Regions from separate parts of the Homo sapiens genome. Here regions 2 and 3 are each linked to region 1. Evidence: chromatin loops called from intact Hi-C (ENCODE). Cell type or tissue: endothelial cell of umbilical vein. All regions are shown on one strand. Region 1 has its middle 10 kb from the start of BMP15. Region 2 overlaps SHROOM4 (shroom family member 4). Region 3 overlaps SHROOM4 (shroom family member 4).

Region 1 (8,000 bases):
CTATAAGATTTGGGGTGGTGAAAATAGCTTGGGATTTTATACTCCTCTTCTTGCCTCCTATGTCCTGGAAACTACTAGTAGCTAATCAGATAAATTGCCTGCTTCTGTGTTAGTATTACCTTCTAAAACTTTTCTCAGACTGGAAATTTTTCAGGTAACAGTCTTTATAGAAATCTTTTGAGGGACTAGAAGGAAGGAAATGTTTTTCTAAACCAGCAGGGCTTTTCCTCTTAGCCTCTGAATCTGGGAAAAGTATCTGGGATTATTTCCTGTCCTAGGTGAGTACAGTAGCATTTAATGAAGCCCATAAGGAAACTAGAGTATGGAGCTGTCTGAGATAATCTACTTCAAACCTGCATTTATGGTGAAGAAGAGAAAACCTGTCATTGCTGATTAGTATTATGAATGGGGGAGTTATTTTAAGTATTCTATGGAACAATAGAGTTCAGAGTATTTTCCTTATGTGACACTTAAACCCCTGTAAATTATCCTACAAAGTTCCTTGGTGGCTCCGAGGCTAGGAGTTGGCCTGATTGGGGGTGCAGGGGATTAGAGGGCTGTGAAGGAAGGACTACAGAATAAGGGTGAAACCTGCCAAGGCCTGGAGCTGACTTTATTCTGGGCTTGCCTGTTTCTTGTGTTCAGTTTGGATCTGGACCGGGGTCTCTAAGGGAGAAGGGCTTGTTGTCTTTGGGAGACATGGAACGATGCCTTGAAATAAATGATGCTTGCAGTGTGACTCCTTTCTACTCCTATACTGTATTTAAATGACGGGACTGGGTTTTGTTGCAAATAAATCATTTCACTGTTGAAGAAAATCTTGACTGTTTTTAGAATTGGGAGAGATTGGAAGGAATTTATTTCCTTTGTTCCCTTTAGCTATGGCTAGGAATTCAACCCTAATCCCTGAGGGGCAGGGCTGGAGCGTCCTCTGAAGTTCTTCTCTCTTAAGGAAACACTGCTAGCCATCAGCCCTCGCCAAGGTGCCCCTTTAGGGAAGCCCCTAAGGGGCCAGTAAGTCTTTCCCTGCCCAATTGCTCTTGACTAGTCTTATGGCAATTCTCATGGGATGGGACTGATTTAGGGTAGGTATGTGTGTTTGTCAAATCCCTACGTTTCTTACCTATTCATTGTAAACTAACTCCTTTTACCACTCCCTTCAAAAGCTGGTTCCAACTAGGCTGAATATCTTGCAAGTGTATAAATGCAAATTTTATTCTTGTGACTGAGGAGCTATTCCTTAACATCAGTTTGCCTGTCTACCTTCTTTACTGTATCCTTAAGAATCAACTCAGGCATTTCTCATCTTCTCAATGTCCCCTTGACATACCAGCCTCAGGTGTGTATTAAGTTTCCTATGTATTCAGACCTCACAAAGCTAGGAGATCATGACTTATTGAAAATCCCTAAGATCCAAGATGCTAAACTTAGGATCTGGTCTTATAACCAAGGTCCATCTTCAGCTAGACTGAATATTTTGCAAGTCTCTAGGTGTCCCTCTGTGTTCATATAGCACTTTATACCTGCCTTTAATACGCTCTAGTATATATGTCTATTCTTACAAAAACACGGAGCCCCTTTTGAGTTTCAACTGCATCTTACCCTTTTCTATATTATAAGAGCCTGGCATCTAGTAGGTCCTTAATGAATACAAACACTCAATTATGACATTTTTTTGTGAGTGATGCATTCTTCCTGACATGGAACATCTCAATTTTCACATATTTTATTTTTCCATGGGAATCAATGTAATATAAAATAGTTTGTGTATCAAGTAAGATGATTATTATATCCTACTATTTCAAAATCATGATTTAAATTATAATAGAATGTAATAGCTATGTTAAGTAAGGCAGTTCTTGTAATCATTATATATGCTGCAGATTTATCTGGGAGGGGAACTATGGGCTTCCAGTCTAGCCATTTCTCCAGCCTACTTGGGGTAGGCACAAATATCTAACAGGCCTGAAGATGGACCTCGATTATAGGACCAGATCCTGAGTTCAGCATCTTTGTTCTTAGGGATTTTCAGAAAGTCATGATCTCCTAGCCTTGTGAGTGCTGAATACATAGGAAACTTAATCTGTTTATGGAAGGTTCAGGATTAATTGGCCCTATTATCCATTAAGCCCTGAGTTATCAGAATACCCAAGAAAAACACTGGCAGGATGGGGTTACTTAGGATGATGTTATGGATTCTTCCTTTGAAATATTGCTTCAGTTCAGTACTTTTTCTCAAATCCAAAGTTAGAGTTCTATACCTCAAACCTTCCTCTGAGAGGAAGAATACATGCTTGCTAGTGGAGGAGGGTGCGTGGGTGGGGGTGGGGCCTGTCTGCCCATGTAGGTGGGGAGAAATGGTTACTTGATCTGGAAAGGGAAAGTAGGAAGCAAGTCCACATAGTCCCAACAATCCCAATGAGTAAGCTGGAACTTCATTTAATGTATGGGTGCAAAAGGAGCAGGAGCAGGCATTTAAACTTGTGTCTGATCGTGGATCTCTTTTGCATTTACCTTGGTAGTATGTCACAACCAATTCTGGGCAAAGTTGGGAAGCAGGCAGAACTTCAGTTACACAAACTATTTGGCCTAATCTTGTAAAACATTTCATGTCTTCAGTTAATTCTCCCAAGAGCACTATGAAGTAGGAGGTATTAGTCTTATTTTCTAAAAACTGCCTCATTGAGGTGTAATTTACCATAAAAGCTACTATTTAAGGTGTACAATTCAGTGGTTTTTAGTATATTCACAGACTTGTGTAAATATCACCACAATCTAATTTCACCACAAAAGAAACCTCATGCCTTTTAGTGGTCAATCCCCATTCCCCCAACCTTTACCAACAGCTCCTGACAACCACTAGTCTACTTTCTTTTTCTCTGGATTATGGACATTTAAATAAATAGAATCACATGATATTTAGTTTTTGTAACTGGCTGCTTTAGTATGTTTTCAAGATTCACCTGTGTTATAGCATATATCCATACTTTGTTTCTTTTTGTTACTGAATAATATTCTATTGTAGGATATACCAAACCTTTATCCATCAATCTGATGGAAGTTCAAGTTTCTATGTTTTGACTATTATGAATAATCTTGCCATGAATGTTCATGAGAAGTTTTTGTGTAGACACATATTTTCATTCCTCTTGTGTATACACCTAGGAGTAGAAATGGTATATCATATGGTATATTTAACATTTTAAGGAACTGCAAAACTATTTTCCAAAGTGGCTGCACTCTTTTATAATCCAGCAATGTATGAGAGTACCAATTTCTCCACATCCTCATCAACAGTCATTATTGTCTGTGTTTTATATTCTAGCCATATTGGTGGAAGTGAAATGGTGCCTCCTTGTGGTTTTGATTTGCATTTCCCTAAGGATTAATGATGTGGAGCATCTTTTCATGTGCTTATTGGCAACTGGCACATCATCTTTGGATAAATGTCTATTCAAACCATTTGCCCAGTTTAAAATTGTGTTGTCTCTTGTTGTGTTGTAAAAGTTCTTCATATGTTTTGGATATTAATCTCTTATCAGAGCTATGATACACAAATATTTTCTGATTCTGTGGATTATTTAACTTTCTTGATGGTGTTCTTTGAACACAAAAGTTTTTAATTTGGAAGAAGCCCTGTTTATCTATTTTTATCTATTGCTGCTTGTGCTTCTGGTATCATTGGAGAAAAATCGAATAATCCAAGTGTCATGAAAATTTACGCCTATGTTTTTTTCTAAGTGTTTTCTAGTTTTAGCTGTTATATTTAGGTTTTAAATCTATTTTAGTTAATTTTTGCATACTGTGTGAGGTAAAAGTCCAACTTCATTCTTTTGCATGTGGTTATATAGTTGTCCTGGCATCATTTATTGAAAAGATTAATCTTTCTCCATTGTCTTGGCACATGTGTAAAAAATGACCATAAATATAAGTTTATTTCTGTACTCTCAAGTTTATTCCATTGATCCATATGTCTATTATGCCAGGACAATACTGTCTTTATAATTGTAGATATGTCGTAAGTTGTGAAATTGGAAAGTGTTGGCTGGGAGTGGTGGTTCACACCTGTAATCTCAGCACTTAAGGAGGCCAAGACAGGTAGATCACTTGAGGCCAGGAGTTCAAGACCAGCCTGGACAACATGGTGAAACTTTGTCTCTACTTAAAAAAAAAAATACAAAAATTAGCCGAGTATGGTGGCGCACAACTGTAATCCCAGCTACTGGGGAGGCTGAGGCATGAGAATGGCTTGAACCTGGGAGGCAGAGGTTGCAGTGAGCTGAGATCATGCCACTGCACTTTAGCCTGGGTAATGGAGTGAGACCCTGTCTCAAAAACAAAAACAAAACAAAAAAATTGGAAAGTGTGATTCTTCCAAATATTTTATTCTTTAGCAAGATTGTTTTGGCTATTCTGAGTCACTTGTATTTCCATATTAATTTTAGGGTCAACTCTTCAATTTCTACAAAAATACCAGCCGGATTTCTTTGATGGGGGCTACATTGAATCTACTGACAAATTTGAATAGTATTGCCATTTTGACGTTAAGTCTTCTGATCTGTAAACATGAGACATCTTTTTATTTAGGGACTCTAACTTTTTCAATGATGTTTTAACATTTTCAGTAGATGTCTTACTTAAATTTATTCCTAAGCTTTTAAAATTATTTTTGATGATATTATAAATGGAATTGTTTTCTACATTTTGTTAAATCAGACTGTTTATTACTAATTTGTAGAAATACAATTCATTTTTTTGTGTTGAATTTATACCCTGCAGACCTGCTGAACTCATTTATTACATCTAATAGTTTGTGTAGATTTCTTAGGATTTTCTGTAAACAAGTTTATATCATCTGGGAATGTGGATAGTTTTACTTTCTTTCTTTCCAAACTAGATACCTTTTATTCTTGCCTAATTGCTTTGGCTAGAACTTCCAATACAACATTGAATAGAAGTTGTGAGAGCAGACATTCTTTTCTTGTTCTTGATCTTGAGTGAAAGCATTCAGTCTTTCATCATTAATTATGATGTTAGCTGTGGTTTACTATAGATATGTGACTAATACTTACTTTAAAGTTACAGTAATCAAGGTATTGTAGTATTGGGGAAAGAATAAACACATAGATCAATGGAACAGAATAGAAAACCCAAAAAATAGATCCACACAAATGCAGTCAATTAATCTTTGACAAAGGAGCAAAGGCAATTCAACAGATAAAGAGTAATTTTTTCAACAAATAGTGCTAGAACAAAAACAAATCTAGACAAAGACCTTATACTTTCAATAAGAGTTTATTGAAAATTGATCATAGATATAAATGTCAAACACAAACTATAAAACTTCTAGAAGATAACATAGGAGAAAATATAAATAACTTTGAGTTATGTGATGACTTTTCTGAGACAAAACCAAAAGCATTATCTAAAAAAGCAAAAATAAGTTGGGCTTTGTTAAAATTAAAGCTTCTGTTGTGTGAAAGACTGTTAAGAATATGAAAAGATAAGCCACAGACTGAAAAAAAATTGCAAAACATATTAGATAAGGGGCTTGTATCTAAAATATACAAAGAACTCTGAAAACTCAACAGTAAGAAAATCAATTAAAAATGGGGAAAACATATGAACAAACACCTCAAAAAATAAAAGGCATGGGCTGGGCACAGTGGCTCACGCCTGTAATCCCAGCACTTTGGGAGGCTGAGGTGGGTGGATCACGAGGTCAGGAGTTCAAGACCAGCCTGGCCAATATGGTGAAACCCCGTCTCTACTAAAAATACAAAAATTAGCCGGGCATGGTGGCACGCATCTGTAGTCCCAGCTAATCGGGAGGCTGAGGCAGAAGAATCACTGGAACCCAGGAAGTGGAGGTGGCAGTGAGCCAAGATCATGCCACTGCACTCCAGCCTACATGACAGAGTGAGACTCCATCTCAAAAAAAAGGCATATATGTGGCAATAAGCATATGAAAAGATGCTCAACAACATATATCATTAAAACAATGAGGTACCACTGCACACCTATTAGACTAGCTAAAACCCAAAATACTGATATCAAATGATGGTGAGGATATGGAGAAACAGGAACTCTCATTCATTGCTGGTGGGAATACAAAATGGTGTAGCCACTCTGGCAGACAGTCTGGCAGTTTTATAAAACTACAGTCTCATCATACAATCTGGCAATCACATTTCTTGATACTTATTTGAGTTAAACTTATGTTCATACAAAAACCTGCGCACAAATGTTTATAGCAGATTTATTCATAATTGCCAAAACTTGGAAGTAACCAAGATATTCTTTAATGGGTAAATGAAAAACAAACTGTGGTACATGTATACAATGGGATATAATTCAGCAATAAAAAGAAAATGGCTATCAAGCCATGAGAAGATATAGAAGAGCCTTGACTGGATATTGCTAAATGGAAGAAGCCAGTTTGAAAAGGCTATATACTGTATGGTTCCGTTCATATGACATTCAGAGAAAAGGCAAAACTATAAAAGATCAATGGTTTCCATGGGTTTGCTGGGAGGGAGGCGTGGAGCATGGGGCATATTTAGGGCAGTGAAACTCTTCTGCATGATTCCATAATAGATTCATGTTATGTATTTGTCAAGACCCATAGAACTGTACAACTGAAAGAATGAACACTAATGTAAACTATGGCCTTCAGTTAATAATGTGTCAATACTGGTTCATCAATTATAACAAATGTGCCACACCAGTGAAAAATGTTAATAACAGGAGAAAGCTGAAAGATGTGTTGGGGAGAAAAAGGTATATGGGAATGCTCTGTACTTTTAAGTTTTTATTCTTAAATTGACAAAGTTGCATGCAATATACCATGTACAACATGACTTGAAATATACACCGTGGAAGAACTAAATCAAGCTAATTTAACATGTGTTACCGGCCAGGTGCGGTGGCTCATGCCTGTAATCCCAGCACTTTGGGAGGCCGAGGCGGGTGGATCATGAGGTCAGGAGTTTGAGACCAGCCTGGCCCACATGGTGAAACCCCGTCTCTACTGAAAAATACAAAAAATTAGCCGGGCATGGTGGCACGCACCTGTAATCCCAGCTACTTGGGAGGCCGAGGCAGGAGAATCACTTGAACCAGGGAGGCAGAGGTTGCAGTGAGCCGAGATCATGCCATTGCACTCCAGCCTGGGTGACAGAGTGAGACTCCATCTCAAAAATGAAAAATAAAAAAAAATAAAAAAAAATATGTATTACCTCACGTAATACTTTTGTGGTGAGAATACAAAATCTCTTAGCATTTTCAAGAATACAATGTATTGCTATTAACTATAGTCAGCATGTTATGGACTAGATCTCCTAAAATTACTGCTATCTAACTGAAATTTTTTATTCTTTGTTCAACACCTCCCACCCCAGCTGCTGGTAACCACTATTTTATTCTCTGTTTCTGTAAGTTCAACTCCTTTTTTAGATTCCATGTGTAAGTGAGATCATGCAGTATTTGGCTTTCTTACCTGGCTCATTTCACTGAGCATAATGTCCTCCATCCTCCAGGTTCATCTGCATTATCACAAATGACGAGATTTCTTTTTTATGGCTGAATAGTATTCCACTGTGTATATATATCACATTTTCTTTTTTTTATATTATACTTTAAGTTCTGGGGTACATGTGCAGAATGTGCAGGTTTGTTACATATGTATACATATGCCATGGTGGTTTGCTGCACCCATCAACCCATCATCTACATTAGGTATTTCTCCTAATGCTATCCCTCCCCTAGCCCCCCACCCCCAAACAGGCCTCAGTGTGTGATGTTCCCCTCCCTGTGTCCATGTGTTCTCATTGTTCAACTCCCACTTATGAGTGAGAACATGCAGTGTTTGGTTTTCTGTTCTTGTGTTACCTTGCTGAGAATGATGGTGTCCAGCTTCATCCATGTCCCTGCGAAGGACATGAACTCATTCTTTTTTTATGGCTGCATAGTATTCCATGGTGTATATGTGCCACATTTTC
Region 2 (8,000 bases), 170 kb before region 1:
AATTCTTCTGCATAAAATGTTTGTATGGTTCTCCCCATTTATTTATTTAACCCATATGGACTCATGGACATAAAATAAATATCTTGGATTATAATCTATTAGTACTTTATTGATTTACTTTTTTTCTCAAGTTGTTCCAGCTTTGGCCATTGGGACCTCTTTCAATTGACTCCAGTGTCCTTTTGACATAACCCATTCAGTAGTGTGTGTGTGTGTGTGTGTGTGTGTGTGCACTTTAGTACTTCCTTACTTCCTGGCACTACGAGATTCTCCAGACTCATGTAGTTCCTGATCCAGTCCTAGAACCAGCCATTTTTTCAAGGATCCCTGGTTCCTTTCATTGAAAAATGGTATTAGAATCCAAGTTCTGGGCACTAGTTGTGTTCACTGCTGCTTCAGTATGGTTTTGTTTTTCAAATCAACTAAGAGAAGAGGGAGAAGGAATATGTAATTACACTGTCTTAATCACTACACAATTACCTTTACCAGGGCTCTTTATGGATTCAAATTATTGTCTGTTGTCACTTTCTTTCAGCTTGAAGGATTTCTTTTTATTTATTTATGTTTTTGAGACAGGGCCTCACTCTATCACCCAGGCTAGAGTGCAGTGGTGTGATCATGGCTCACTGCAGCCTTAACCCGGGCTCAAGCGACCCCCACACCCCACCTCAGCTTCCTGAGTAGCTCAGACTATAGGCACGTGCCACTACACCCCGCTAATTTTAAAATTTTTTGTAGAGATGGGGCCCACTATGTTGCCCAGGCTGGTCTGGAACTCCTGGGCTCAAGCGATCTTCTTGCCTTGGCCTCCCAAAGTGCTGGGATTACAGGCACGAGTTACTGCCCCCAGACTGCCTGAAATATTTCTTTCCGTTTTTCTCATAAGGCAGGTGCTAGCAACACATTCTCCTAATCTTTGTTTATCTGGAAACATCTTTATTTCGCCTACATTTTTGACGATTAGTTTTTCCAGATACAGACATATTGGTTGATTTTTTTTCTTTACGACTTCGAGTATGTCCTCCCCTTGTCTCCTGTTACCCACTTTTTCTGATGAGAAGTCAGCTGTTGAAATTACTGTGATTCCTTTGTATGTGATAAGTCATTTTCCTCTGGCTGCTTTCAGGATTTTCCCTTTGGCTTTGAATTTCAGCATTTTGACTATGATATGTCTAGGTATGGATCTGTTTGAGTTTATCTTACTTGGAGCTCACTGATCTTCTTTGATGTTTAGATTAATGTCTTTCATCATATTTGGGGATTTTAAGCCATAATTTCTGTGACTACATTTCTGCCTTTTTCTCTTCTCCCCTTCTGGTACTCTCATTACATATATGTTGATATGTTTGTTTCCCACACATATATGAAGCTCTGTTCATTTTTCTTCCTTCTGTTTTTCTTTCTCTATTAATCTGTCTTCTGCTTCAGTAATCTCTCTTCTGCCTCTTCTGCCATGATATAAAATATTGTTGGCCTTAAGAATTTTTGTTTTGCTTATTTTATTTTCAAGTCCAGAATTTGCATGTGGTTCTTTTTAAAAAATAAGTTCTATCACTTCATTGATATTCTTTATTTGATGAGTTGTTATCATCACACTTTCCTTTAGTTCATAAAACACAGTTTTCTTTAGTTTTTTGGATATATTTATAATAGCTGCTTTAAAGTCCTTGTCTGTCACGTACAACATCTGAGCTCCCTCAAAGGTGATTTATATTGCCTATTTCCTGTCCATGGTCACACTTAACTTATTTTTTGGCAATGCTCATAATTTTTGTTGAAAATTTGACATTTTAAATAATGTATTGTAGTAACTCTGAATTCTGTTTACCTATCCCACCCCCATAACCTGGGCTTTGTTTTTGTTTCTGCTTTTTCTCTATTTCTCTTCAGTGTCTTGCCTGGACTAATTCTCTCTGAAGTCTATTTCATCTGTAGTGTACAGTCTCTGATGTCATGTTCATTTCTCTTCTTGTTTTACTTTTAAGTCTGGCTTTCTAGGAGTCATCTTATATCAAAAGGTCACAGGTTTTTCTTAAGTTCCTAGATCCAGTAAAGCTTCTATCTTTTGCCAATGTATCTTTGTATGGATTGGGGAATGCTTTCATACTTCAGGAAGTCTTTAATTTTATCCTGCATTCAAATAGGGTTTAGCAGCTCATAAATATCATATCTCTGGTAGCTCCCACACAGGTTTAGCCTAGTGTGTGTGTACAGCCTTCCAGACCAATAGACAAATGTGATCTTAGCAGGGCATTTTTAAACTCTTTCCACAGGTCTCTCTCTGAAATGTCTGGCTGGTCTTTTTTCTTCTAGCTGCTACTAATATGTAATTCTCTAATATTCACTACTATAATCTCTGCTGTTTTCAACAATAACTTTAGGCATGAATTCCTTCATGCTCTGTTCTAAAGTCAGTCAGTCCCCATAGGCTATGTTACTATTTGGAGCTGGATGAGGAGAGAATGATATGGCAGCCTGCTTCTTCTACAGTGACATCTCTGCTCTATGAGCCCCCTGAAGTCCTTGTCTGACAAAAACAAAAAAACAAAAAAAAAACTGGGCCCTCGACTTGGGAGTGGGGAAATAGGAGCCCTGGTCTTCTCCAACTGCCATTCACAGTTTGCTGCAACTGTCTAGGGTAGTGCCTTCATCTTAAGAGTGGGAACTGAGCACGGAATGGGAACCCCCAATCTTCTTGTTTTTTGTGGCCAAGAATAAATCTTGTACAACAGAGAACTGGAGATGGAAGAATGAGAGTCACTAGCAGCCTGATCATTCTGGAATGAAACTATAGCTCTATAATCAACAGCTGGTAAGAAAGAGACCCCCTGTTTTCTCGGTTGTACTCACCTGGAATAAATCTTCTGCAACATAAAGTTGGGAGGAGGAATGGAAGCAGTTCCTTGCTCAAATGCCAATTGTTCTTACCAAGGTTCCATAGATTTTTCTTAAATAAGTGATTCTCAATTTGTTGCATGACCTTGAGCCAGTTTCCAGATACTTTGAATGGTTGTTTTACATCATCTTCTACCATTTTAATGGTTGTTTTACTGGTGAGAGGGTTTGTTGAGCTCTTCACACTAGAAGTTGGTCTGTCACAATTGTTAATTCAACACATGTTTAGCACACACCTACTATGTACTAGGTGTTATATACACTGGATTTGTTTGAATTAACAGATTTATTAATGTATAGTTGATATACATTAAACTGCACATATTTAAAGTATACAATTTGATTATCTTTGACATATGTACCTTCTATTACTATAATCAAGATGGTGAACTTACCCATTAATCCCAAAAGATTTCTTGTGCCCTTTGTATTGCCACCCAGTTTTCTCTGTCCCCCTCCCTCTGGTAACCATTAATTAGCTTCTGTCACTATAGATTAGTTTTTGCACCTGTTTTTAATTTACAAAGCTGATTGGTGGTGAAGTTTCTCTTTTACCAGGGGACCACCCTCAGCCCAATTGCTCTTTTCTTATGAGCAGAACATTTTTAGAGATTTTCTTTTTGCCTCTAGGTCAAAATTACTCAAGAGAAAACAAAGAATCCAGCCACCGCCATCTCTGCAAAGGGAGTTTTAGTAACCAGCTCACCAGATTCCCAAGTATATGTTTCCAGACCTCCAAAAAAGGCAACAGCATTTCACTCCTGTTTGAGTTGGTAAATTCAAGTCCTTGCATTTAAGGAGTTATAGGCTACAGTGTAAGAAAAGCCTTAGGATTCTTCCCTTACAGTGGAGAAGGGTTGAGAAGTCACCAGGGTTCTTCTCACTGTCTTTGCTTAGGTACCAGCAAGGGCTATTAAGCAACCCAATGTTTTCCCATTGTCCTTCACATGAATGATTATAAACTCCCAGCACAGTCTGAGGGACTCAGGGTGGTCCAGTTTCTACAGAGACCCAGGAATTGAATCCCCAAACTATACACATGCTATTACTTCTTTCACTCTTCAAGAGGAAAATGATATGGCAACTCCAGCAGGCTTAGCTGTTATCAACTAGAACTGATCCTAAGAGCAATGATTTATTGCTTGCCTACCATATATCAAGCACTGGGCTAGGTGGTATAGAATTGTTAATCTCATTTATAATACAACCAATCCACAAAGTTGGTACAATTTTTTCCCATTGTACACAAGGGAAAGCTGAGGTAAAAGGAGGTGAAAGGACTTGTCCCAGATCATATTCATAGTGACTAGCACAGGAGAAACTGAAACTCAGATCTGACACTTAGGTTACCCTCTATCCACTGTACTATAATGTCAGATTGCTAAGCTTAGGGATTTCCCTCCACATCCCAAAAGCCTCTCATAAGAGGAGAATTCCAACTATATGGCTTTTCATCTGTGTGGCAATAAATGCCACCTGGGACCCTGTATTTTTATTGCTTTTATACAAGCCTATATCACTCTGTCAGACGAATTAAAAGTGCTAATTCACATAAATGCCCCTCTTCAAAAAGAGCATGGGAAATATCCAGAAAACCCATGAATGAATTCAGAATCAGGCTGTGACTTTGACTGTTTACATGACAGCGAACCACAAATGCTGGATTACATTCCAAGCATCTGTGTTTAGCACCTTGGAATCTTGTAATATTAAAAAAAAGTTCTGACAAATAGCTATCCATGGAATGTAGAACTCTAACTCAGTTATGCTGTGTCAGAAATTGGCGAAGATGCTTACTGCAATATTTTTACAAGGGCTATCTTACAAAATTGAGGCCAGTATGCCATCTTCCAGTTTGTGCTGCATCTCATGCAGGTTTGTCATTCATTAAAAGGCTACAAAGAGATTAAATGGAATAGGGCTACTTGGCTCAAACAAGAAAGAATTCAAGTTTAAAGCAGTTACTGACTCTCCTCAGTAGAGGGCAGTGGTGGGCAGGGCAAGACTGGCAGGAGGAGAAGGGGGGAACATTAATTTCTGTGGTGTACCCACTAAGTGCTCAGATACAGTGCTTAATGCTTTACAGACAGTATCTCATGAATCATGGGTATTACCCTATAAAGGAAGGATTATTAGCACCATTTTAGCCTCAAAGAGGTTAAATGAATTGAACGCAGATCTGGTGCCATCTAGTTCAACTATTCCATGCTGTTGCCTGAAAAGTACTGCTTTATTCTAAAGTGTCAAAACTGGAAGCTTATACTGATGAACTGAAAGAGGAGACTCTCCTAGGATAGAGTAGGTCCCATATATGATAGTATCCTGAAAGATCGAGGCTGGCTGGAACAATGGAAAACATTTAACAAAGATAACATGTAAAAATTATAAACTTCAGAGCCAGTGACAAGGTGGAAATGATCTACAAGAAGTGGTTCAGAGGATTGGAAAACTGACATATGGGGAACAGTTGAGAGACTTGGAGAAGATTAGACCAGGATGCCTGGCACTAGGGAGGTGTTCATACATGTTGGAAAAACTGAATGTAGAAAATATCATGAGAAACCTAACATTGTCTTTTAACTACCTAAAGGGCAATTAGTTATCAAGAAGGTACATACTGTTTTGTGTGGTTCCAAAGGCTAGGACCTAGATCAGCTGGAGGGAGATTTTAGTTTCTTAAAAGGAATAATCTACTAAAAAACATAAAACTCTAAGAGAGAGAGAGCAACTCAAAACTGACATGAGTTGCTGTGTGAGATTCAGTTGTAAAGATGACCTCCAGGAACCCTTCCAACTCCAGGAAGTTCAGATTTTGTGCTGATTAAGACTCCCGGGATGGCTTCTTTACTCTTGTCAAGTGATGTTCTTAAAACTTTCCAAGAAAGAACTAGTTGGTCCCCCATACTTAGGAGCCAAAGTATTCAGACCATTAGAATTAACTCTCCTAAGAGGACCTTATCCACACATCTCCAAAGAAATTATAGGAGAAATTCTGAGACTGCCTCACAAGAGGGAGCCATTGCTGTTCCACTGGAATCTGTATATTGGACCAATTAAAGACTACAAATGTACCTTTTATTCAAAGAAACAAATAAACATAGTCAAAAAGTTTAGCCATTTCATTAAAGATGCTGGGCCCAGTGGCTCACACCTGTAATCCCAGCACTTTGGGAGGCCAAGGCTGGTGGATTGCTTGAGCTCTGCAGTTCAAGACCAGCCCGGGCAACATGGTGAAACCCCACCTCTACAAAAAATCCAAAAAAATAGCTGAGTATGGTGGTGCACACCTGTAGTCCCAACTACTGGGGAGGCTGAGGTGGGAGGATTGCTTGAGCCCAGGAGATGGAGGCTGCAGTGAGCCGTGATCACACCATTGCACTTCAGCGTGGGTGCCACAGTGAGATCCTGTGTCAAAAAACAATACAAATAAAAAGAGAAGAGGCCACTGAAATACACACTTATAAAATATGATACCAAATAAAGCCTAATGATGATGGAATCTAAAGAATCTAACCCTAGCCATATCAGAATAAATAAGTCAGTCACTCACTCATCAGCATTTCCCTGGTTCATCTTATTATATGCCGGGCTTTGTTCTGACTAATGGAGATAACAGAGAGAAGTTAGAAACAATTACCACCTTTAAAAGGGTCACAGTTTAGTAGTAGAGAGATATCTTCATAGATAATTTACTCCCTGTATAGAGCAATGGGAGGATAGAGATCTATACAACAGGCTGTAGAACCACAGAAGTAGTAGGGATGGAATGAAGGAAAGGTTATACAGAGAATATATCATTTGAGCTAGACCTTAAAAAATAGATGAGAGTTCACCATGTAGAAAGAGGAAGGGTACATTCTAGCAAAGGGTACAACATGTGCAAAGAAAAAGAGGTAGGGAAGATCTTGGGATATTTAAGAAAGATAGTTTGTCAGGTATGGGTTGGCTAGGGCATAAGATGTATGAGAAAGTGGTGAATCAATTTCTTCATATTCTTGCTATGGAGAGATTCTCTCTAAAATGGCATGTTCAGCAAGCTTACCAACTGCTGATACCCTGAACTGGCTTCCACTGATGACCGCAGACTGGGCTGTGCGCTTGCCACTAGAAATCTGGTTTTTAGAAGACCTCCATCTACTATCTCTCTCTTGAGGGTTACCAAAGCCACAGTGAACTGGAATTGGACAACAGGGAAGCTTCTTGAGGACCTCAACTTGACCATAGCCACCAACACAAGAGGACAGACATCTCATTATCTTGGCCTCTTCCAGGTGGCACTTCTAGGAATGGAATGATTGATATAGAGGTCTTTGCTATAAGCTATGCCCAGATCTTCTTACCATGAAATCCTGAGACCACAAAAGAATGCCATATGTGCCAGCTCACCTGGCCAACATCAGTTACTAAAGGCCCATGCGTTTCCAGCAGGAAGTGTCCAAAGGGCTTCAGTCAGGAATCCTTACTCCTATTATTTTTTTGATACGGAGTCTCACTCTGTTGCCCAGGCTGGAGTGCTGTGGCGCAATCTCAGCTCACTGCAACCTTCGCCGCCTGGGTTCAAGTGATTCTCATGCCTCAGCCTCCCCCGAGTAGCTGGGATTACAGGCGACTGCCACCACACCTGGCTAATTTTTGTATTTTTAGTAGAGATGGGGTTTCACCATGTTGGCCGGGCTGCTCTCGAACTCCTGACCTCAGGTGATCCACTCGCCTCGGCCTCCCAAAGTGCTGGGATTACAGGCGTGAGCCACTGTGCCTGGTCCCTTCCTACTATTATGACAGACCCTTCCTAAAGGGATGAACTTCTGAATTTGCGGGTAGCCTCCTTCTTAAAATGTTCAATGATCTCCTGTTTCTGCTGCTATGCTTCTCCTGAAGCAGCCAAAATTCCAAATCATTTCTAGCAGTAGATCTGCATTGACCTCAGCTGATTTTAAGACCTATATGGGAAGCAATCTTATTTATAATATTTATCATCCTTCATCATCCTCAAGCAAACGATCAGAGTGGGAAATGCTAGAAAGTAGTACAGTGCTGGGCATTTAATAAAAGTTCTCTAACCATAGCTTGATTAAGGTTGTCCTAAAATGGGCCACTAGAAGATG
Region 3 (8,000 bases), 230 kb before region 1:
AAAATTGAGTTGTGGCAGACTGTGTGACACAAAAAGCCTAAAATATTTATTTGGCTCTATAGAGGAAAAAAAATGACCCTTAGACTAGAACCATGAGGACAGGGGCTGCTTGTTCATTGTTGCGTTCTCAGCACCTAGTACACTCTATGACACATAGGAAGGACTCAGGAGTTTTTTTTTTTACACATCCTCATGTAGGGAAGTAGGAACTATGAGTAACTGGTTTTCTTGATAGTTATATTTTTCGTGGTCACTTAAATTGGCATATGACATTCCATTCAGTTTATTATGATTATGGATATTTGAAAGACTGTTTTTAAATAACTGATCAATTTTGGGTACACTGATCAAAAAGCAAAAAATCTAGTTTTTATTATATGAACCTGGTATCTAGATCCTGGACCAGCATTAAGATTAATGTATTATATATTTTCAAATAACTAGAAGAAAGGATATTGAATGTTCCCAACATAAAGAAATGATAAATGTTTGAGATAATAGATATGCTAATTACTGTGATCTGATCACTATACATTGCACATTGGAAAACCACTATGTACCCCATAAATACGTACTATGTATCAGTTAAAATAAATTAAAAAATGGAAGTGAAAGAATAACCTGGAGGCTGATAAATGACATTGGTAAGGAAATGAGAGTGATAATCCCTGCTTGTCTGAGCTTCAAAAATGAAGGGAATCTTACATGAGGGTGGAGGAATGATGGTTCGGAAGTTGTCTATGGAGAGCATGGCTAAACCAGAATATGTCAATATACTGTACATTCAATTGTATCTTGCCTTTTTGTAAGAAAAAGTAATACAGTACCCTAAGACTTTACCCACATCATCAAAAATTACTTGTGTTCATTTTCTCTGTCTGTACATTTTTGTAATTTCCTCCATACACAACCTCTTTCTTTCATGCATATTTCTTAAGGGCATTCCTGATTGCTTATGAGTTTGTTCCCATTACGAATGACATAAATTTCTCCATATAGCTTCTAATTGATTACTGTGGTCTATTGTTACCTTTAAATTTGTTACTCTTTGACTTCTCCTTTGAACTGGTTGTAACACTTTACGTTTTCCTCATTAATGAGTGAAATACAATCTTTAACATGTTCATTTTTTGTCTACGTAAGAATCAAAATTTTGCCTTTTAAAAATTATTTTAATACTTGTAATGAATTGTTACTGTCCTATACTATTGAATTAGATTTCATAGAATTCCATGTATATATTTTGCATCTAAATTCACAAATTGGATAGAATATTCTTTCTTAGAGCAGTCTGTCAGGTTTTGGTATCAGAGTAATGCTAGCTTCAAAAACAATGTGAATAATTCTGCAACATTTTCAATACTATAACATACTTATAGAATTAAACGTGGCTATTTCTAGAAAATTTGAAGGAATTCACAGATAAAAATATCTGTCCCTTAAAGCCCTAAAGTATTTTTAGATGTCCCTAAAGTATTTTTGGAAGTTTCTCTTTGATAATTGTTTTCGAAGTTTCTACTGTTACATGTCCATTTAGTTTTCAACTTCTCAATAATTTCTGGCATTTAATATTTTATTAGATATTTTTAAGTTCTCTGAGATTTTCAAATATATTAAGGTACAATTATAGTAGTGCGCCTTTAATTTAAAAAATCTTTCTTTGTTGTTGTATTCCATTTGTCATTTAAATTTTATTGGTAATTCATCTTTGTTTTCTTGATTAAATTTGCTAAAGGCTTATCTATTTAATTCATCCCTCTGAAAAGAAACCTAGTCCTTGGTTTCATATTATATTGAATTATTAGTCATTTAATTTCATTCTTCATTTTTAATAATAAAATATTTAAGGTTATGAATTTACTTCTGAATATTCTCAAAGTTTTGGTAAGTCATGATCTCATTTTTATTATTGTTTGTTAGTCTGCTAGTGTTTCTTTGTGCTAATATTCACATATAAATGTGATCTAAAATATTCAAGTAATTGAAGACTTTAAAATTTGTTTTTAAATTGTAAACATTGTACATTATCATCAGATATTTCTACTCTTAAGCGTGTGTAGGCTGGGCTTGGTGGCTCATGCCTGTAATCCCAGCACTTTGGGAGGCCAAGGCGGGCAGATCACTTGAGGTCAGGAGTTCAAGACCAGCCTGGCCAACATGGTGAAGCCCTGTCTCTACTAAAAATGCAAAAATTATCTGGGTGTGGTGGTGCACGCCTGTAGTCCCAGCTACTTGGGAGGCTGAGGCAGGAGAATTGCTTGAACCCAGGAGGCGGAGGTTATAGTGAGCCAAGATCGTGCCACTGCACTCTAGCCTGGGCAACAAAGCAAGACTCTATCTCAAAAAAAGAGTTTGCAAAGCTTTTCTTTGTGACATACATATGATCATTTAAAAATATTATCTCAATATTTGAAGAGACAATATGCAGTCTATAAACAATTTTCAAAATGTATTAATTGGATCTAATGAATTGTTTTTCAAATCTTCTAAGTACTTTATTTTGGTCTACTTTATTGTCAATTAAATTATGTTAAACTCTCCCATACAGAAGTTTCTATCACTTTTTGTATAGCTGACAGTTTTTTCTTTATATATTTGGATGCCATGTTTTTTGCAAAAAAAAAATGGTTCATAAATATAATATCTTCAATACGGTTTGTATCATCAATCAATATAAAATGAATATCTTGGGATCAACATGGTTGTGTGGTCATTGTTCCTGATTTTTTTTTCCTAATAGAGAAGTGACATGCTCAAATACCTATTTGGAGAATGGATTGATTAGGAAAAAGTGAGACTGAAAGCTGAGAAGCCAGTGGGAAGGCTCTTAGAATAGTCCAGGTGAGAAATCATGAGTGGCTGGATTAAGACAAAGGCAACCAAGAGGTCTATGTAGACTTGGAATTAATTGAATTGGGTGAGAGAGGAGTTGAGGGTGACACCTACATTTCTGATTTAGCTGACCATTATCTAGACAGCAATATAGGAAGAAGAGCTGGGTTGGCTTTTCAGAATTGGCCATGTTCTAAAGTTCCTTCTGTTTATATTCATCCCAAAAGGACTCAAGCCCAGACCTAAAGCTAAGTGTTGGATCTTTGTCAGCTGATTGTTTACTCAAACCAAAGTCTTTCTACCTGTATAAAACACTAGGCTGAATATTCACAAATTTTAGGGTAATCACACTTCTTTTACGTGTTAAGAGCTCTTTCATAAAGTTGACGAAAAATTTGGACTGAACGAGAGGGAATTAATTTCCTATACCGTGCCCAAGGTAGTCCACATGTGAAGGTTAAGTTTTCCACAAGAGGGCAGCATCACCTAATAAATTATGTCATTGTAAGCCTTCACCAATAGGGGCTGAGATGGGGAGGCTAAAAGGGTAGAAAATACAGGTTCCGGGAGCCATAGGACCTGCCACACCATGAAAACCAAAGGGCCCTGCTAGTCCAAGCCCATAATTATAGCCACTCCTAAGTGACTGATAGTGGCAGATGTTGCTACAGTATGAGGAAAGAGGACATGGAACTCACCCTGGCGAGATGAGTGGGTGAAACACCTGAACACTCTCATTCTTGTGACTGGCTCAGAAGACACTCTAGATAGTGTTCACACTCCCTCTAAGTTGCTGGTGTCTCTGTACAACCAGCATCTCACAGGGGCCTTTATTTCTTATTCAGATCATTGCCACCCCTAATGATTCCTTAGCACATCATTCTCTGCAGGTTAGGCTGCAAAGCACACCACCATTCTGATGCTCTCCCAATTTAACAATGTTTGTTTATTCCAATTATGCTTCTTTTAGACCCTAAGGAAACAAATGGGAATGAAATTCACTGACAACCCATTATGTGACAGTCATTTTACATAAATTATCTTATTTAATCATCACAATAATGCCATTATATAGGAATTATTATTTGTCATATAAGAGACCTAGGAAGTTGCAAACATGGGAATATCTAACTCCAAAACAAAAACGCTTCCAAATTCACCAAATTACCCCTCCAAGAAGCCTTATTTAAGACCTAAATCTTGACCAATCCAAGATTTAATCAGTGATAATGTATCTATTATATAAGGCATTACTTAACATGTCACCTCCTATCCATGTACATGGGCAGGTATGGATTAATCTTAGGTACCAGCAGGTAATAGAAGTCAGTGGGATCCTACATAACCTCATTCTTCCTAGGTCCAAAGCCTTTCTCCTTAAATATTCTCTCTTCAGGATAAATCATTTGGATATAGAACATGAGGATAATGGAATAATTAAAGATGGCTTCTGTGTTTCTGACTTGGTTGGCTGAGTACATACATAGTGGTCCTGGTCATAGATAGCGATCTTGGGAGAAGATGATGATGTGTTAGGTTTGGGGCATGTTGTGTTTGCAATATCTCTGACACATTTAAGTATAAATGTCTAATAGGAAGTTGGTTATATGGTCTGGAGCATAGGAGATATAGAAAATAAATTGAAGCTATAGGGCTGGGTGAGATTTTCCAGGGTACATTAAGTTAAAAATGGTGGAACTATGGGAAACACCAACATTTAAGGAATGGTCAGAGGAAGAGCAGGTAGTAAAGAGCCTGGTTTTTAAAAAATGGACAGGGATGTAGGAAAATAACAAGGAAACTGACTATCTTGAAAGTAAGAGGTTTGGCCGGGCGCAGTGCCTTATGCCTGTAATCCCAGCACTTTGGGAGGCTGCGGCAGGGGGATCACTTGAGGTCCGAAGTTCGCAACCAGCCTGGCCAACATGGTGAAACTCCGTCTCTACTAAAAATACAAAAATTAGCCAGGCATGGTGGTACATGCCTGTAATCCAGTTACTCAGCAGGCTGAGGCAGGGGAATTGTTTGAACCTGGGAGGCGGAGGTTGCAGTTAGCCGAGATCATGCCACTGCACTCCAGCCTGGGCGACAGAGCAAAACTCCATTTCAAAAAAAAAAAAAGTAAGAGCTTTTTTTTTTTTTATTAACACGTAACAGTTATACATATTTTGGGGGTACATGTATCATTCTGATACATACATATAATGTGTAATAATGAAATTAGGAAAATTGGGATATCCATCACTTCAAACATTTATCTTTTCTTTATGTTGAGAACATATGAATTCTTCTCTACTAGCTATTTTGAAATATACAATAGATTGTTAACTATAGTTACCCTACCAAACTATTGAACACTAGATCTTATTCATTCTATCTAACTGTATTTTTATACCCATCATCAACCTCTCTTCAACCTCCCCACTTCCCAGCCTCTAGCAACCACCAGTCTACTCTCTATCTCCATGAGATCCCTCTTTTCAGCCTTTACATATGAGTGAGAACATGTAATATTTGTCTTTCTGGGCCTGCCTTATTTTACTTAATGACCTCCAGTTACATCTGCGTTGCTGTAAATGACAGGATTTCATTCTTTTTATGGCTGAATCGTATTCCATTGTATATATATTCCCCATTTTCCTTATCCATTCATCTACTGATGGATTAGGTTGATTCCATATCTTGTTTATTGTGAATAGTGCTGCAATAAACATGGGGGTGCAGATATCTCTTTTATATGATTTCCTTTCTTCTGAATATGTACCCAGCAGGGGACTGCTAGGTCATATGATAATTCTATTTTCAGTTTTTTGCTAAACCTCCATACTGTTTTCTATGGTGGCTGTACTATTTCACACTCCTACCAACAGTGTACCAGGATTCCCCATTTTCCCACATCCTTACCAGCATCTGTTTTTTTTTTTTTAATAAAAACCATTTTAACTGGAGTGAGATAATATCTCATTGTGGTTTTTAATTTCCCTGAAGATTAGTGATGTTGAGCATTTTTTCATATGCCTGTTGGCCATTTGTGTGTCTTCTTTTAAGAAATGTCTATTCAGGTCTTTGCCCATTTTTAAGTTGGATTTTTTTTTTTTTTTTTTTTTTTTTTTTGCTATTGAGTTGCTGTGTGAGATTTTTGGTATTGAGTTTCATAAAGGAAGGTGGGGGCAAAATCTAGAGCTATAATGTTAAATGCCATATATGATGAATATGAAAAATAACCCATTGACTTTGACAATTAGGCAATAATTTGTAGCTTTTGACAGAGTAGTTTCAGTGGAGTTCTGAGGGTCAAATTCTGGCTGCAGAGGGTGGAAAGCTAAATGGCAGGTGGAGAAGTGGAGATAGTGACTATAGACTCTTCCTTTGAGACTGAGTATGAACAAAAGGAGAAAGACGGGGCAGGAGCCAGAGGGAGAAGTGAGATTGTGGGAAGATGCAAGATGGAAAAACTTAGGTGTGTATATACGATAAAGAAAAAAAAAAACAATAGAAAGGGAGAAGGCTGAGCTCCAATAATACAAAGCAAAGGCGCAGCAGCAAAATGAAAGAAAAGCCATGTGGAAAGTTCACCAATAGGCAGATGCTTTTGGTGGTAGCAGAATGACTGTGCCCAAATATGTCCTTCCCTTCCTTCTGCTTATGCCACTGCACTTACCTGCAATGTCTTCCTCTTCTGATGGTTTATTTTTCAAATTATACTCACCCTTTAGCTTAAATTCCACTTCCTCTATGAAGTCTTACCCTATCAATACCTTCTGCAGTGATCTCTTTCTCTAACAGCAATTTTTGTCTGAACAATCCATTTGATAATCACACACAAGGCTTTATTGCCTTCTTTAAAAATATACTGCTACTTAGTCACATGTGTATATTTTGTCCCCTGCTAGACTGTGCAATCCTCAAGGAAAGGGTTTCTAAGAGTTTGCTACAGCCTCCATGGCTGTAGTAGGGGCTCTTTAAGTCTCCATTGATATGTGGTTCAGGAATGATAGTGTATTATAAAGAAGGAGATTGAAAAACACTGGATTAGGTAGCCCTTTGGTATATAATGAGTAATTTAGTCCTCTTTATAGCAAATAAGGAAACAGTCTTGCAGAGGACTAATAAATATATCCAAGATTATGTGTCTATGTGGCAGTGCCAGGATTTGAACCAAAGGCTCTTTCTCCTGTGCTATTCTGCTTCAGTTGTCTGCAAAATTCTATTCAAGTGAAACACCTCTTTCCTTTATAATATTGATAGAGACATGACTCTATTGAGCTTTATTACCAACCAAGTTTCAGTGGCCTCTGCACCTTACGGAGAATCTCCCTGTACCTTACCTCCTGACAATCAGCTTGAGAATCCGGAAGGAGCCTTTGATGAGAATGAGGGCCTCTTGGCGGGAGCCATATAATGGAGTGCCATTGATATTCACCAGCTCATCACCAGTCCTCATCTTCTGGGACAAAGCTGCCTTGCCTCCATCTTCAATCTGTGTTGCAGAGAACAAAACAGAAAGCAGGTAGTGAGATGACTTTCTCCCCAAAATTCTACTTGTTTCTTCCAACCCTGGAGCCACAAGTAGTACTGGGGAATGGCTCCAGGCAGCTCCTGGGAGTAGCTCAGGAGCTGATCACAGGTCATTATTTACTGAAGGCAAAGCTTGGGCAAACCTTTGAGGAAGGAGGCAACATGGAAATAATGCAATCCCTGACTGGAGGAATGAGCAGTCCAACTGGGAAGACTAGAACTTCTAAATACGAAACTGATGCTTGGAATGAACCCTACTATGTGGCTAAAGCAGCAGCGTGGCCTACCAAAACGTGCAGACAAATTAGAGCCAGAAGAGCTAGGCTCCATCAAAATGACCTTTGGTAAGCTCTTTCCTATCTTTGGGCAGGCTTTGAAGTCTGACAAACGTAAGTTTGAATCCTGGCTCTGCTACTTCCTAGCTGTGTGACCCTTAGGAAGTTACTTAACATCTGTGTCTCAATTCCCTCCTACGTGACATGTAGATAACAAGACTAGCTACCTCACAGAGTTGTTAGTATAGTATATATCTGAGAACAGTAAGTCCTCAATTAACATGAGCTCTGATTATTATAACAAGGGAGTTGACTCTGAAGACCTGGAAAGTGGCTTACAGTTCAACATTCTGTGAGTAGAATGGCAAATTCAAA

The links. A loop is a pair of places that touch in the nucleus more often than their neighbours do. Peaks named below come from ENCODE experiments on the same cell type or tissue, not always from the same donor. Only the 100,000 strongest peaks of a DNase experiment are listed, where the experiment ranks them.
Region 2: a loop joins it to region 1, with 12 times the contacts of the local background. A loop is called at or near these places in 12 of 110 quality-filtered maps.
Region 3: it touches region 1 in a loop (14-fold over the local background); 23 of 110 quality-filtered maps call a loop at or near these places.

Annotation. Positions count from the first base shown.
Region 1 is chrX:50,916,986-50,924,985 of GRCh38, forward strand. No RefSeq gene overlaps it. Among named protein-coding and RNA genes, the nearest start is that of BMP15, 10 kb to the left of the region's middle. In endothelial cell of umbilical vein, no CTCF peak of the experiment used is centred here; a DNase peak (open chromatin) is centred at 3,346.
Region 2 is chrX:50,742,905-50,750,904 of GRCh38, forward strand. All of the region lies in intron 1 of SHROOM4 (shroom family member 4), which reads right to left. Among named protein-coding and RNA genes, the nearest start is that of SHROOM4, 67 kb to the right of the region's middle. In endothelial cell of umbilical vein, CTCF peaks have their summits at 4,877 (motif pointing right) and 5,897; a DNase peak (open chromatin) is centred at 5,907.
Region 3 is chrX:50,688,626-50,696,625 of GRCh38, forward strand. It overlaps SHROOM4 (shroom family member 4), which reads right to left. Exons shown (of 9, transcript NM_020717.5): 2 at 7,161-7,312. Among named protein-coding and RNA genes, the nearest start is that of SHROOM4, 120 kb to the right of the region's middle. In endothelial cell of umbilical vein, a CTCF peak has its summit at 3,336 (motif pointing right); no DNase peak of the experiment used is centred here; H3K27ac peaks cover 46 bases.